Linked DNA regions of Homo sapiens: region 1 is linked to region 2. Evidence: chromatin loops called from intact Hi-C (ENCODE). Cell type or tissue: MCF 10A. All regions are shown on one strand.

The links. Peaks named below come from ENCODE experiments on the same cell type or tissue, not always from the same donor. Only the 100,000 strongest peaks of a DNase experiment are listed, where the experiment ranks them.
Region 1: a loop joins it to region 2, with 4 times the contacts of the local background. A loop is called at or near these places in 2 of 110 quality-filtered maps.

Annotation. Positions count from the first base shown.
Region 1 is chr15:86,114,244-86,122,243 of GRCh38, reverse strand. The region is part of intron 1 of AGBL1 (AGBL carboxypeptidase 1); the gene reads right to left. It overlaps LINC01584 (long intergenic non-protein coding RNA 1584), which reads left to right and starts at 5,527. Exons shown (of 6, transcript NR_120368.1): 1 at 5,527-5,629. RefSeq lists an enhancer at 1-10. In MCF 10A, no CTCF peak of the experiment used is centred here; no DNase peak of the experiment used is centred here.
Region 2 is chr15:86,739,614-86,747,613 of GRCh38, reverse strand. All of the region lies in intron 22 of AGBL1 (AGBL carboxypeptidase 1), which reads right to left. Among named protein-coding and RNA genes, the nearest start is that of AGBL1-AS1, 430 kb to the right of the region's middle. In MCF 10A, a CTCF peak has its summit at 4,131 (motif pointing right); a DNase peak (open chromatin) is centred at 4,123.

The sequences.
Region 1 (8,000 bases), 630 kb after region 2:
GTTTGCAACAGGACCCTGTACAACACTCAATCTGTCAGAACCTCCTGTGACCATGTCGGGAAATGGACAATATCCTGTTGCTCCAATGACTATTTTCCATCAGCAGTAGATTCTGGCTGCTGAGAGGTGAAGGGGAAGAAACTTGGAGACAGTTCCTTGGAGGGAGAGCGCACATTCAAACGCAAATGTGTGTAGTAATTAGGTATGATGGGCTGTAATTTTCCGACTTCCTTGTGCAAAGCAAATTGCTTTCTGAGTTGAAATGTTCTCTGGCTTTCTTTCCCTTAAGTTTGGCCTTGTATGAAAGTCCTCCTTTTCAAAAAGCCAAATTTGTTTCATTTTATCTTATAACTAATTTAATGCTAATTGCACAATGACTACATTAGGCAACACTGAACTATACCACACTGTGGAACGAAAATTCATCTGTCAACCTGAAAAGCCTAAGTAAACCTAAGAGTGTGTTCAAAGATTAACCTCTGAGAGGCTGCCTTTCAGGATTATGCTGGTTGAGACAGGGCTACAGAATGCTAGGCCTTCTGGCTCTCAACACAGCAGACACTTTTAGAAACGTGGGTTCCTCTTAGAATCCATGAGGATTCTCCAAATGAATCAGAAACTCAGACTTCAGTTCTTTAATATGACTATTGTCGAGTACATGAATCACCCCTACAACTTGCAAATGAAGAAGTTTCTAATCTTTTTGGTTTTTAAAATACATCCAGGGACAAGGAACTTAGCATCTCCCAAAGTAGCAAGCACCACTGTTTGAAACTCTAATCTTAAATAAGGTCCCTCTTAGACCTATTTCTTTGTGATTTTTACATTTACATATTTGCCTAATCTCTATTTAAAGGGGATGATTAAATTCATTTTAAAAATAACCCACATTGGTGTATATTTTTGGCACAGAAAAATATCTGGGAAAGTAGATATTAATAGTTGTTATTCTTAATAGTAAAATGACAAATTATTTTTGCTTATTCAATTTTCAATTGTTCTAAAATGACCATAGACCCTTTCTATAATAAAAAATGATAAAAGTGGGCCAGGCACAGCGGTTCACACCTGTAATCCCAGAACTTTGGGAGATTGAGGCGGGCAGATCACCTGAGGTCAGGAGTTCGAGACCAGCCTGGCCAACATGGCGAAATCCTGTCTCTACTAAAAAATATAAAAATTAGGCAGGCATGGTGGCACATGCCTGTAGTCCAAGCTACTCAGGAGGTTGAGGCAGGAGAATCACTTGAACCTAGGAGGCAGAGGTTGCAGTGAGTTGAGATCATGCCACTGCACTCCAGCCTAGGCAACAGAGCGGGACTCCATCTTAAAAAAAAAAAAAATCCATAAAAGCAAACAAGAACTTAAAGGGAAAAGGAGAGGGAAGTAGGCAGTAGGAAATACATGAGCCCAAAAGTTTCTTTTATCCTTGGGGCAGAAACCAGAAACACATTTATTATGCCAAAGGGGTATTTCTAGAGAAATTAATACTCTTGTCTTATATTTTACTCATTTTTGCATTGAACCAAAATACCTTTATTGAGAACCAAAAATGTGCCAAGAGTTCTGCTAGTCACTAGGGATCCACAATTAGTGAGAAACAATTTGTGCCAGTGGCACAATGGTGGAGACAGACACACAAACAGAAAAGCGCAGGCTGTTGTGCAGTGGAGGTGGTTCACAGCCACTGCATCTACCCATGCACCTTGTGCTCTTCTCCATGGGGCCAGGTCTAAGAGGGCACATCTACCATCACAATCAGTATTGATTTGCATGCTTAATACAATTTTTTAGCATTTGACAAAGTGTCTCCAGGAGGGGACACCATCTTTTCACTGACAGACAAGTACACTGTAGGTTAATGGGCATCCTGGAGACAGGCTCACTGAGTACTATGGGAACATTAGGAGTGACTTAGCTTTGCATTAAGAGCAAGGAGAGTGTTGCAAAGACAAGGCTGGGGAGAGAATACTGGAACTTTGCCTTAAAGCCAATAGGTGTTCATCTATCAAGTAAAAAAGGCAAAAGAACATTGCAACATATCTTACAGCCCCAAGTACATGCAGGAGAAAGCAAAAGATGACCTGGGAAGGCAGGATGGGGAGTTTAGATTTTAATGGGGAGTTTAGATTTTATCCTATAGGCAATGGCAGCCTCTATATTTGAGGCTTTGTTTCTTGTGTTCAGTATATCGAATGAATAATGAGTACTTGAATGAATGAGTAGATGAATGAGTGCGAGAATGAATGAATAATGTGTACATGAATGAATGGAAATCGAGTTAGTTTGTAAATAGTTAACAGACATTTAGATTTGATGCTAAGAACAGATTATGGACAAATTCTTTTCTTCCTTGGCTTTCTTCAGGCACCACTCGAATCTTTCTACTTTTGTCCCTTGTGGGGAGCCATCCACAAGGATAGAATTAAAAGTGATGTGTGGCAAACTATGCAGCTACTAGGACCCCACAACCAGGAGATACTTGCAGTCTGCACAGTCATACTGGACAACTTTTATCTACTAGTTTCCACATACAGACAAACGTGCAAATACATACACACACACACACACACACACACACACACACAAACTACTTTTCTGAGATATGCTCTTCCATTTTTATACCACCTAGCCATTGTGGGGTCCATCATGTTCCTATAGTTTTAACCTCCCCACTGGCCCCAGTTGATGGGTCCGGGGGGGCAGATCATTTAAGCTGGGCCAATCAGTCCACTTATCACGACTATTGAATCTGGTGTCTCTTCAGGTGCCTTGACTGTGTCCTGCTGAACTCAGCAACCGTTGGCAGTATTTGCAGGATGTGGGGATAGTTGAGAGAGGAGCCAGAAGAAGCCCATCAGTAGCAAGAAGGAAAAGTGAACTGAGGTGTGCCAAAAAAAAAAAGCAAAGACAAAAATCTGCAGGAGTCCTACCTACACTTAAGCACTGGTTCCAGTTCACTCAGGAGACACAGACTCACTTTAGTGTCTGATGAGAAACCTTTGCATCTCTGTGATAAATTCTCTTTTATATGTAAACTGAAATTGAATTATATTAGCTTTACTAAACCCAGAGTGTGGTTTAAGTTGAGTTGGTTGAAATTCAGAAGTAGGCTTTAGTTACTTGCAACCAAATGAGTCCTAATCAAGCCAATAATCTAGAGAAAGGAGCAAGCACTTTGGACCCTGTGGGTTTAAATGTTGGTATTGACACTTACTAGCTATGCACCCCTTGTGTGCCCTCTCAGAGACTCTCAGAGTATTACATAATACTCACCCACAATTTTGCTGTGGCAGCTTGAAATCATGTCTGTAAAGTTCCTGGTACCCTGTCTGGTAAGCAGTGGATGCTACATAAATGGGAGTTGCTATTATTATGCTTATGCCAAGAGACACTTTTTCGCACAATAGACGAGAAATTGACAGGCTCATGGTTAATTATTAGTACAAATTTGCCTGCTAGTCCCACCACCCCACCCCACCCAAAAAAAGCTTTAGCTAAGCCTCCTTACCCTTGTTTGACTGCATTATAAACAGAATCCAAGAGAAGAACTCCTATTTCCTGCCCCATCACCTCCCTTAATGGCTGAGCCTCCAGGAAAGCATTCTTATTTATTATGAATGTAACAAAAAGACACTGGGTTCTAGATTTTTATGAGCATATTTTTAACCTCTGCACCTGCTCTCCAATGCTGTACTCAAACAGAAGCTCCTAGAGCAACCAAATAAAGGAAATTTAAGATGCAACTTCTCATTGCCTTTTTTTTTTTTGAAGTGTAATTATAATGTTGTCATTGGTGCTGATTCGCAGAGGGCCAACAGTGTACGTGGTGCTGCAGAGTTCTTGCAAAGACAGCATTTTGTGAGCATAAACAGAGGGGAGACGTGTCTTGAATACAATTAATTTTGTTCTTTGAAATCCTACCTGCCAATTTGGACTTTTAATAATTTTATTCTCATTCTCCTCTGCCAGCCTTTACTCCAGAGAGAAGCAAAGGGAGAAAGACAAGATGAACTAGGGCTCCCCAGCACCTCAAATGAGAGTTTGCTTTTAAAGCCCTTGGCAGCACCTTTAAAAATGGAACTGAGTCCACCTGGGAAAAGGTGAGGGCCATCTCTTGAAAGAGAGATTTTCTGAGTAGAAACATTATATTGACACCCAGGAGAACGGTAACAATGTCAGTGTAACAAGAAATTCAGAGATAGCAGTTTAATGTGACAGCACAAACACTGGAATAAGCAGAGACTTTTCAAATCAAGAAGATACCAAACTAAGATCCGCAGAGCAAGTCTTGACAGTTATTCTTCTTGTGCCAGAAGCTCACTAATGGAGTTACACATAACCTTTCTAAACTACAGATTCCCGCACCAATCCAAATCACCAAATCACAGGTCCTGGGGTTGGATTTCAGGCATGTGAATTTGTTAAAACCATGATGTTCTTCTATCATCTCTAATTACATTAAGCTTAGTTGTTGTTGTTACTTTTTCTGTGAAAACCCAGAAAAAGAAAAAATATGAAGGATGACGTGTCCCATTTGATGATCAGGAGGGAAACTTTTGATTAAAACAGGTCAAGAAGAGTTTTGAATACCTCTTGTGCACACGTGAAGTGTTAATCATTGCACATTATACATTGCTTGATATGCACTAAAAACACATTCTGAGCCTTGGTTTCCTCATCTGTGAAATAGAGATAATTCTTACTTTGGAGTCTTTAGTGAGAATTAAATGAGATAATTGTGTAAAGTATCTAGGTCATAGAAGTTACAAAACTTGCTCAACACAATAGTCACACAGGGAAAATTGGAAATTACAGGTAGGTCAATCAGATGCCAAATAGACCTCATTTTAGGCTTTATTCCTTACACACTCAGACTTCTTCTGAAAAACAAATTCTCAAATACTGAGAAATAAAGGGAAAAAAAAGTTGGTCAGGAGAGCAGACTGCCGGTTTCTCCCCATTTTCCTTAGTAACAGACCAATTTTAGCGGGGATTCCCAGCAGCCATCCCAGAGCCCGGGGTGTTCTCAAGGCAGGTAATCATGCATCACATCAGGATGGAGGGAAACCAGAGCCATGAGTGTGGACCCCCAGAACACTCACCTCCAGATTTCTTTATGTAAAAAGGAATAAAATAGTGATTTTAGTTCCCATGAGCCATAGCCAAATCTAATTCTAATGAATACAATCACACAGGAAAACTCTTCAACAAGACTTTGATGATGACCATTGATAGATCACTAAGCAACTGGCCTAAGTAACACGAAAACATGTTAAAAAAAAAAAAAAAGAAAAGAAAAGAAAGGTGTTTCTGAGGCCAGATGAAGAAAGATGCTTGGTTACCAACTGTATTAGGGTTGTCTTGAGAATCAGAACCAGTGAGAGAGATTTATTGTGATAATTGGCTCATGTAATTATGGAGGTGAGAAGTCCCATGACCTGTCATCTGCAACCTAGAGAACCCAATAGAATTCAGTCTAAGTCCAAAGTTCTAAGAACCAGGGAAGCTGACTGTGTAACTCCTAGTTGAGTGTGAAGACCTGAGGTATCAGGGGTAGGGGTTGCTCTGCTTGTGTAAGTCCCATAGTGTGAAGGCCAGAGAACCAAGAGATGGTCAAGAAGAGAGAGTAAGTGTCCAATGTCCCAGCTCAAGAAGAGAGAGTAAGTTCATCATTCCTCTGTCTTTGTGTTGTATTCGGGCCCACAACAGATTAGACTATGCCCACCCACAATGATGAAAGTGGATCTTCTCTACTCAGCCTACTGAACCAATGCTCATCTCTCCCAGAAACACCCTGCCAGAAATAATGCTTTACCAGCTACCTGGGCATCCCTTAGCCCACTCAAGCTGACACATTAGCCATCACATCAACAAAGTAATTGGAAAAAAACAAACACATAATCCTTCAGCTTTAGCACTAGAGAGAACTAAGATTCAAACCCAGCTCTAATACTTTACTGGCTGTGTAATCCTAAGCAAGTTATTTTAATCTTTCTGAGCCTTACATTTTTGTTCTCGATTGGTTGGTTGGTTGTGTTTTGCTGTAGCTGAAATCACCTAGAGCAATACTCACAAAACAGAGTTGAGATGAATTTTAAATTAAATGAGAGAACAAATGCAAATAACATAGCACAATGGCACTCAATAAATTCTAGGTTCCCTGCCTATTTTAGTGATACAGTCAATTTTATTATTGTTCTCAATTATTTACTTTCCTTCCTATAAGAGAATTTTAGTTGGAAAAGTGACATGATCTGACTTAAATACCAACCTCATGTATAGGATGACATGACTGAAATCTTCTGAGAGAGAAATGAGCCCTACTAATAATTATAACAGGAGAGTAGGTATAAAGCAGAGCTGTCCCAGAAGGCTGAAATGTTTGGTCATCCTGGAGAGATGAGTCTGGAGTTTCATGGAAAAGTCAGGACCAGAGATATAGCTGGGGCATCATTGCCCTTAACATACACATGGTATGTGACTGAGGAAGATGCCCTAGGAAAGTACACAGAGAAGAGAAGAAAGAGAACCCGAGAGATAGCCTTGAGCTTTCCAGTGCTGACAAGTCAGACAGAAAATGAGGCACCAATGAGAAGACTGAAGAGGAGCAGTAGTCCTCATCCCAGAGCACCAGATGTTGGAAGGTGACTAAGCGGTATCTGGGAGTAAGTATAAATAATTCTGAGCATTTCACTACCTCCGGCCTTTACAAAAATCACAATATTGTCATTCAAAGGCCCTTCTTTTCAAACAACAGTGATCACAATGATATTTCTGATATGTTCTTCTAAGTTACAGAGAACAGATAATTTTTTTTCTTAAGAAAAAGAAAGAAAGAAATAGCCAATAAAGTAAAGATTTGCCAGGAAATGCACATCGTGCTATGTTTATACTCTAGCACAACCTAGTGGTACTGCTTTTTACCAGGCAGGTCTAGACTAGAATAAAGTGGATGTTGCTGTCAAAATTTCATCTTCACAGTCACAATCCACCACTGTGACTTTATGGTACTCCCCTGCATCATGGGACTGGAAGCAAGATGGATGTCACAATGCTACCTAGATGGCTCAAACATCCTTCAAGAGGGATATTTTTAGGAAAACAAAAGTGGTCTCATTGTGTCATTTTGAGATCCCAGTAGCTATTTTTTAGCAGTCAAGATATTACCTCAGGTCTTCCTTACTTGAGGTGCCAGGCAGTGTTTATCCATAACCCAGTGGTGAACAGTTAGCACCACTAGCAGCCACAATTTTTTCAGCCCTTTTCACATGAGAGCCTATCATGAAGTTCAATAAAGACATTCTAACAAAAGAGTCAAATTCACTGACAGCTCAGGCTACTCTGACAGTGAATCTCATCAGAACGAGGCTCCAAGTGAATTCACTGAGAAACAGACTTGTAGCGTTGGACCTCAGCATCTCGTTATAGGATACGAATTGTCCCATGCATGCAAACAGTTCTGAAGTGGGCAAGCATGGTGTGGGTTGTCATTTGCACCAAGCTCAGCTAGCATACAGTTGTTTTATCGGCCACATTCTGCTATGTGGAACCCTTAAGCCAGCAAGGCCTACAACTTCAACAGGATTCATATGCATGGAATTGTGACATCGGTGAAAAAAAGACCCTTCCTGGAATCTCCCAAACTTCTTTTTGTTTTAGAGGTTAAAATCTTGGAAAGGGACTCCCATCATGGAAGTACAATATCTACATCATATTGATATTGAGTCAGCATTTGGGCCATAAGGAGCTAAGTTCCTATTGTTTTTCACAAATGCAGGGCGCTCTAGGAGTCCCACTAGATCTGCAACAGAGAATGTCTTCTGCAGACAGGCACACACAAGCAGACCAGAGTAGAAGACGCAGGCCACCTCCCACAAGTTCAGTTGGAAGTGACACCTCTGAGTTCTTCCTTCTGGACTCCTTGCCAAGGCAGAGTGCAGACTCACCTCCCCCAAGGGTCCAAGGCTGAAGACACAGAGCCACTATCAAATAGCCAG
Region 2 (8,000 bases):
ATTAGGAGATACACCCAATGTAAATGACGAGTTAATGGGTGCAGCACACCAACATGGCACATGTATACATATGTAACAAACCTGCACGTTGTGCACATGTACCCTAGAACTTAAAGTATAATAATAAAAGAAAAGAATTATTGCCTTTGGCAAGAAATTTCACTTCGTGTTTTTTAGACTTTCATACTTAGACATTTTGCAATTTTGTATGTTTTATTATTTTTATTTATTTCAATTTTTATCTGTCAGTTTAATTTTCTAACTAAGTTTGTATATTACTTTAATCTACAAAATGTCATCAGCAACCATCTAGACAATGGAGACATGGGCTATTACTGTTTTCTTTCAAATATTTTTACAAACTCCTTAATAAGCATTATTTGAGGCAGGAAAATACTCTTACATTCTCCTCTCATGGCCATGGATTTCTAAGGAAAAGCAGCATGAAATCATGGCCTATATTTGGGGCCCATGCTCTTTTAAAGGCGGAAGGGCAAAAGTGATCCCTCTAGAGTCCTGGGGTGCATATGCTCGGGGGGCTGTGAAGCTGAGACATTGGTGGTATCATCCCTATTCACTTCCAGTTTCCATTATGGAAATGAGCATGCCACTTAATTGCTGAGTTACTGAATATTTTTTCATGCGATCTTATCAATTCCTTAATAGTTAAACAGTATCAGAAGGTAATCTATGATTGAAAAAGTTTAGGTCACCATGTAATAGGGTCTCTTGTAATGTTTACATAGAATATTTATCAGAATTTATAGTTATATTGTTTGTGTGTGCCTATGTTGTTGCATAGTTACATGTGTTTCGGCCAATAGACTGAAGTCTTTAGGGGGCCAGCGTCATACTAATTTCCTCTCCATTTAATGACCAACACTAGATACAGTGGCTGCCATAAAATACACAGAAGAGAAAGGATGTGTTCACAAAACATCCAATAAGTGCTTCATTGAAGAAATATTTGTTTGGTACCTATTTTGTGCTGGACCTTCTCCTAAGCACTGGGGATATAATGTAAATCAGACAAACATGGTTACCAGCTCCTGGGACCTCACAGTCTATCGGTGGAGGCTGATGTGCACGATCAGGGAATTATAATATGGGGTGATAAGTCTAGGCCTGAGCTCTGTGCAAGGTATGTTCTGAACCCAAAATAAAAAAATCAAGGGTAAACTTACTGAGTGAAGTGATGTTTATACTGAGACCTCAGGAATGACCAGGACTTGGGCCAGACATACAAAGATTTAGGAACTGGGAATAGCAAGGTTAAAGGCTCAGAGGCAAGAGACATATGTCATGTTTGAAGAAATAAAACCTTTTCAATATGGATGGGTTTACAGAACAAGAAACAACCATTTCTTACAAGGTCATGCATAAGTCATGTGAAGAAGGATGTGCGGAAGGAGTCTACTTCATCTTGTCAATAAGAGCGAAACATAACCAGGTGTGTTGTGAAAACTCTCTTGGGCTACAGTGTGGTGAACAGACTTCAGGGAAGGGAGAAAAGAGGCAGAGGGGAGGCCCTTACTGGGATGAAGTACTAGGTGAGAGGCATAACCACAAGAAGCCCCAACAGGAACCAAATGGGTCACTATCCTGCACTGCCCTGGCTTCTTAGCACATCAAAGAATGGGAGCTGTATTCTCTACCTGAAAGAGAGACATCAGAGTATCTTAGACCAGATGTGCTCTGGTGCCCATGGTGTTGGGCTGTGAGTTTCTGTCCCAAATCTATTGCTGACAGCCTGTGTGAGACCAAGTGCCTGGGGTTCTCCAGGTGTCATGGGAAAGATGAGCTAAATAGATCTTACTGCGTTAACAAGATGTTTTAACTGCCACCAAATAATGACTGGCTACCAGTAGGAGAGGCTTATACACCAAAGACCTGAGTTACAATTTCGGCTCAGCCTTGGACAATCCATTTTCCCCTTTAGGTCTGTTTCTTCACAGATAAAATCGGGAGGTGGGATTTAAATAAAATTTCTGAAATCTGACATGCACCACGTAGTATTTGAAAATGCCAGGCCCTCAATGCCATCTCCCCTTGACCAAGATTTTGGTCCAAAAAACTGGTTCCTACATAAGGTCCAGAAAAAGACTGAGCCTCTCTGGGCAGTAGTTCCCAGTTCTCTGCACCTCCTTTTTAGACCATTTACTGACAACTTTTCCTGTGGCATAGATGCATGTTTAAAACAACGGACTTTGGGGGTCAGACGGCCCTCAATATAATGTTTCACTTAATATTTTCTATACTTGTGTAATTCAGAGCAGGTCATGTAAACTTACAGCCTCTATATTCCCATTTTTTAAATGGGGATAATAATACCCCTTCTTCAAGGTTAATATATTCAGAAAGATTGGGCACAATGCCCATCACATACTAAGACCTCAGCAAATAGCAATTATTTCTATCAAAATTATCTATATGTTTATTCTTAATATGCCAGGATGTCATTCCTTGAATTAAACATACTCTCTCCTTTGTTTTCACTGGTGTATTTTGGTGCTACATATATAAGAAATGGATCAGCAAACAGCAGTACGTCTACGGAAAGACATACTCTATTACCTTGTCTTCCCCCAGTGGTCCACCTGGTCCCAAACTCTTCCTGGCCCCGCTTTTAGCCCTATCCCTAATAGGTACTTCTCGAGAGAGATCAATGGTTTCAGATGAAGACCAAGAGCAGGATAGAGCTGCTCCGCAGATCAACAGAGGTTTGCAGAATGACACCAATCTGGCACCTGGGTCTAGCACTGAATTCACACCAAAAAATTATAATGAGTTAAAGGCAAAGACAAACAACCCATCTCTCAAAACTATGTATTAACTCAACTGATAGAAAATAACAGCGAGTGAGACATCCTGTGAAAGTGTGATTTTCTCCCATATTAGTCTCAGGACTCAGTGCAAAGAGGGAGGGTGGGAGAAACACGGGGAAGGGAGAGCTGATCTATTTTAACTCCTCCCCCCCTCTGGGGGTGAATGTCTCCCTTCTTGCCTTAGTCTAATGTTGATCTATAAAGAAAGGTGCCTCTGCCCTTTGCTTTCGGAATTGATGGTCTTGGACTCCACTGTTATTGCCCTGATTCCCTGAAAGGTCCCTTGATTTATTCCCTTTATATTAGAAAACCATATCTGCTCATTATCTAGGAAGGTCACTGGGAGGGAGATATTTCTTCCAGCTTCAATAGCAGATCACTTGGCCTTGTTTCATATCTCTGTTGGCACGGCAGGAGCTCTGTGAGAATGGGGTAGGCCGGGACAAACAATAAAGGCAAATTTATTCCTGAGCAGAAAGCACAATGCAAAGACATGGCAGAATATATAAATATGCAAAGCGGGCTCGTCAGCTAGCATCCTTAGTTTCCATTTCCACTTTTATTTCCAAAGCTAATTATTCCTGTCAATAGGAAGTCCTGCCTTAACTAAGGTGGCAGGAAACCGTTAGTCATTGGAAATGTTTGTGTTTTAAACTAGAGTTGAATCTCCCATTTCATTCATTTCTCAGCAAGAATCTGGTCTCAGCTAACATTTGGAAGGGTGGATGCATATGTATCTGTATCCCTTGAAAGTAAATATATATATTTAAATAAGATGGCATTGTTCTAAAAAATATTTTCCCAGAAAATTATGATTTATTTTACTTCTAAGTTATCTTTTCCTAACTTACCCATATCAACTTGTCTTTTCTTTTTGTCAAAAATAAAGATTGTGTGTAGACGTGTGTGTGTTGCGGGGGATGGGGGTGTGTGATCAGATACACTGGAAAGGCCATATTAGGTAGTTAAAGCTAGAACTGGTTAGACTAGGGCAGTCAACATTTCCAACTCATAACCTTTCCAATATTGCTATAAGGTCATTCAGAAGCTCTCAGATATTTTTCAGGGATCATCCGCATCAGAATCCCCTTGGGGTCTTCTTTAGAATACAGATTTCTTGGGCCTACATTAGCCCTCCAGAACCAGCCATTTGGAAAGTGAAACCTGGGAATCTGCACTTTAAAAGCACACTCCTCTAATGGAGGTCCATTGGGTTATTCAGGTAAGAACGCTCCCCAGTGTATGTAAGTGAAGATCCCACATGCACTATGGCCACAACCTTCATCTCACAACCCGACACCAGGGGACGCTCTCTTGCCAGAAGCTCAGCCTACTAAGAGGGGAAAAACAGCCCAGGTGGTTCTGAGAAGCTGTAAGGATGAAAATAGGATGAAGTGGATTTGAAAGATGTTCCCCAGAACCTAGGGGAGTGACAGATTTGATGATAACATTTAACCCCCTTAGGCTCCCCTAGAGTTTCAGTCAGAGAGATATTCTTCCTTCCTTCCATTATAACAAATGTTGGGTCAAAAATAATCGCAAAGTCAATAGCCCACTTAAGTAGATGAATTTTAAGATACGTAAATTACACCTTAATAAAACTATCGAAATAAATAATTTAAAAAAATACTTTTTAAAGAAAAATATAACTTGGGTGTCTTGAGGAGCTATATGTTCAAGTCTTTAACATTGCTGTGACCACGCTCCTTGGGAGTCTTCAAAATGCATCCATTCATCCAGCTTACAATTATTGAGCCCTGCTTTCATCTAGGTGCTACAAAACAAAATACAAATTTTTTGAATAAATTATATATGATACTATTACCCCCACAGCGTCCACAGAATTTATCCATATAACAAGCATTGAAGTATGTTGATTTTCAGTTTGGTTTTCTCATTATTTGCTGAACTAAGCTACCTGTAGGCTTCTGATTCTTTCCAATGCAGAATTTAATTTAGTGACTAACAGACCAAAGCAGAGAGAGCAGCAGGGACTGTTTATTCTGCATAAGGAGACTTGTATTTACCCAGATTCTATCAGAGGAATGAATAGAGCACTGAAGGAAAGAGGTTCTTTTCTGACACTGCTAATGGCAATATTATCAGAGTCCAAGTCCCTCTCTGTGGCAAAATGGGCAAATCCTTGGGAAAGCCACAGCCCTGAGACTGGCCTACGGGGAGGTAACTTGGAGAGGCAGAGGCAATAGGCAGAACATAGGGACAAACAGAAGATGAGGGTAGGTGCTTCTTTTTCCTTCCCTGCATCCCATAATCTGATCTCGTGATACTTCAAGCCCATGGGAACAACAAGCTAAAGAAAGCCTCATTGGTAAATAAGGATAAGGTCAGATTAACAGAGAAACAACTTTTGGCTTTTGCCAAAGTGTGGGTAAAGAAGAGTTTAGTCACTTCTGTCATATATTTCTTGACAAAGGGACTCGACAAAAGCAGAGGGCATTGTTTCATCTGTAACTAATTTTAATCAATCTTCCTCTACAAAATGTCTGGAAAAGCCATGCCGTCTGATTCCATTTGTAGGGGCTCATAAAAAGTACAAAAAGGAAATCCTCTAGGAAAGAAGCTGTGACACAATTGGTCCTTTGCAGTCTGGGTCACGTTTCTTTATGTATGCCCAATAAAAAGAATAGCCATGTCATCAGTGAGTATAGATGGCTCAATGCCTCACTGCTGGTTCAGAGTCACTGCCGGCCTCTCAACCCTCCTCTCCACACAAAAAAGCTTACCCTTCCCTTTCATCATCTTTAGCGTGGCATGGGTTTTAAGCCACTCATAGTTTAAAAAAAAAAAAAACTCCAGTGGATAAAGAGAATTAATATGGACCTAGATCTGAAGAGGAATAGAGAAAAACTGAAATTAACATTTATAAAACATCTACCATATACCAGACACTATCCTAGGCACACTGTATGAATTCTTAAAATAACTCTTAAATGTAAGCATTGTCCTTTTGTTTTGCAGATTGAATAACTAAAACAAGGAGAGGTTAAAAAAAAAATGTCTGCTAGCAAATATTAAAGCTAAATTAGAAACTGGAGCCAAGGATCTTTTTCATCAAGCTGTGGTGTTTCAAAATTCAGTAAGGGACTAAATTCTTTTCCTGAAGGTCAATTAGAACAGTGTATAGAGTTCCTTTCTCATTGCTGTTTGATTGCCTCCTGATCTAAATTTCAAGAGACTTCATCAACATGCAGAACTATGATGTCTTATAGTTCAAGACTTCAACATTGTCCCCACCATAATGGTCAAAATCCATTATCCTATTTATTTACATTATCAGTGCTTATTTTCTTTCTAATCATTCATCATTTCCTTGAATTTCAAAGCCATGCTTCATCTGGTTGAATTCTTTTTTTTTTTTTTTTTTTTTTTTTTTTTTTTTTTTTTTTGCTTTGCCTTAGACCACTGTTCACTTGGGCTAGGAAATTCTCTTTACAGGCTCAGTGTTTCTGCCCCTCATTTTCTGTAACCTGATGTGACACTTTGCACCAGCAGTATTGTTTGTCTTCCTTGTTGAGGAACCTTTTCCTGCTAATATAAACAGTCCTGCCTGTAGCCCTTGGAACGAAAAGTCCTCTGTACTATGTGACCCTACCCTTGGGCATAGCTGACAAACCACAGTGGTCCCCTAACTTGTGAGGATGCAATCAAAAGACTGGCTAGTAGCAAATGATGTGTAGTGTTCTGCCCACATAGAGGAGTTTTACCATTCAGAGGCTGGAGCTGCCATTTGAGTGTGCTCCCAGGCAAAATAAAGAGTAAGCAGTCGTTCTTCCATGTGTCCTCTGAGAGAGAGGAGGTTGAGCAGGTATACTTGAGGATCTATAGTCAACTGTGTATCCTCTGAGGGATGGAGGGGATCTCACCTCTGGATCCTGCGGCATTCCAGTTATCAATTTCTATTCACCTAAAATTTGGCTGTATTTTCTTTCCTAACTGGAATTCACAAAATACCTTATCATTGTATTAAAACTTGATTTTTACTTGGGATACCTTACATCATTTCCTTATCTTTGCCAGTAAAAAGATCCTGAATAGAACACCTTCTTTTTCTTGATCTGTCCAACACTCATTCATCTGTCTACCCAGCTCCCCATGAAGCCATTTCTGAACGGATGTAATCACACTGTCTACTAATCTTCTACAAGCACTTATAAATTGTGTGCCATAATCATCACTCAACTTCACACTGACTGTTTTCTATTTCAGTCTTATGTCCCCAATTAGACAGCAATCTCCTTAAAATCAGGGACAATTTTGGATCATCTTGAATCTACTCGCATGTTAGCAGAACTCCCAATTTTACTCCTTCCCTCAGATCTTCAGACTAAAAGAACACAAGAGTGTGGGGCATACCTGGCAACAATTTTATGTCAAGAATCTTAGAACTTTCTGGGTGGGCAAGCTGGAGCAAAAAATGTTAACCTCTTCAATTTATATATACAGAGGTTCAGAGCAGTTAATGGTTACCTAGTTAATGAAATTCAGCATGAGCTCCCATGTCTGAAAGGTCTGGGGCAATCCCAGTATGGGGATGCTAGGGAAACAATTTTCTTCTTTATACTTTACAACAAAAGAGACAAAACTGTCCAACTCTTCCCTGATAGAAGACTGAGCTGTAGTGAATGAAATGTACTTGCTGGGCTTCTATTCTTTAAATTACTAAGGCTCTAGCCAAGTCACTTTTATGCTTTAAAAAAAAATGTATTGCCTCTTTAAAGTGAGGTTATTTTTATAGCTTTAGAACTCCTGGAACAGTAAACAGGAGGCAAATGTATCAGGCTTTAAAGGTGAAAGGGGTTATTTAAGAGTGTTATCGAACTAGCCAGCTGCAGCATCAGAAAACCATAAACATTTCTCTTCATAGCAGGGCTCAGTGATTCATTAGGCCACCCTTCTGGAGAGGGAGGGTCTTTATAAACTTAGTGTCACAAAACCCTGGAGGTATCCAGTCCTCTCTGCCATCCTGCTGTTTAAGGAGTGAAAATTATCTTTGCATCCTCCCTTGTTTCCAGTGCATTAGGGTTTTGAAAGGGACAATGATAAAAGTAATAATGATAGTTGCTGCCATTTCCTGTACTTTCCAAGTGCCAAGGTAAGTCTGTTATTCTAAGGGTGGATAGATTATTTATGGGAGCTGGTACAGTAAGTTAGTTG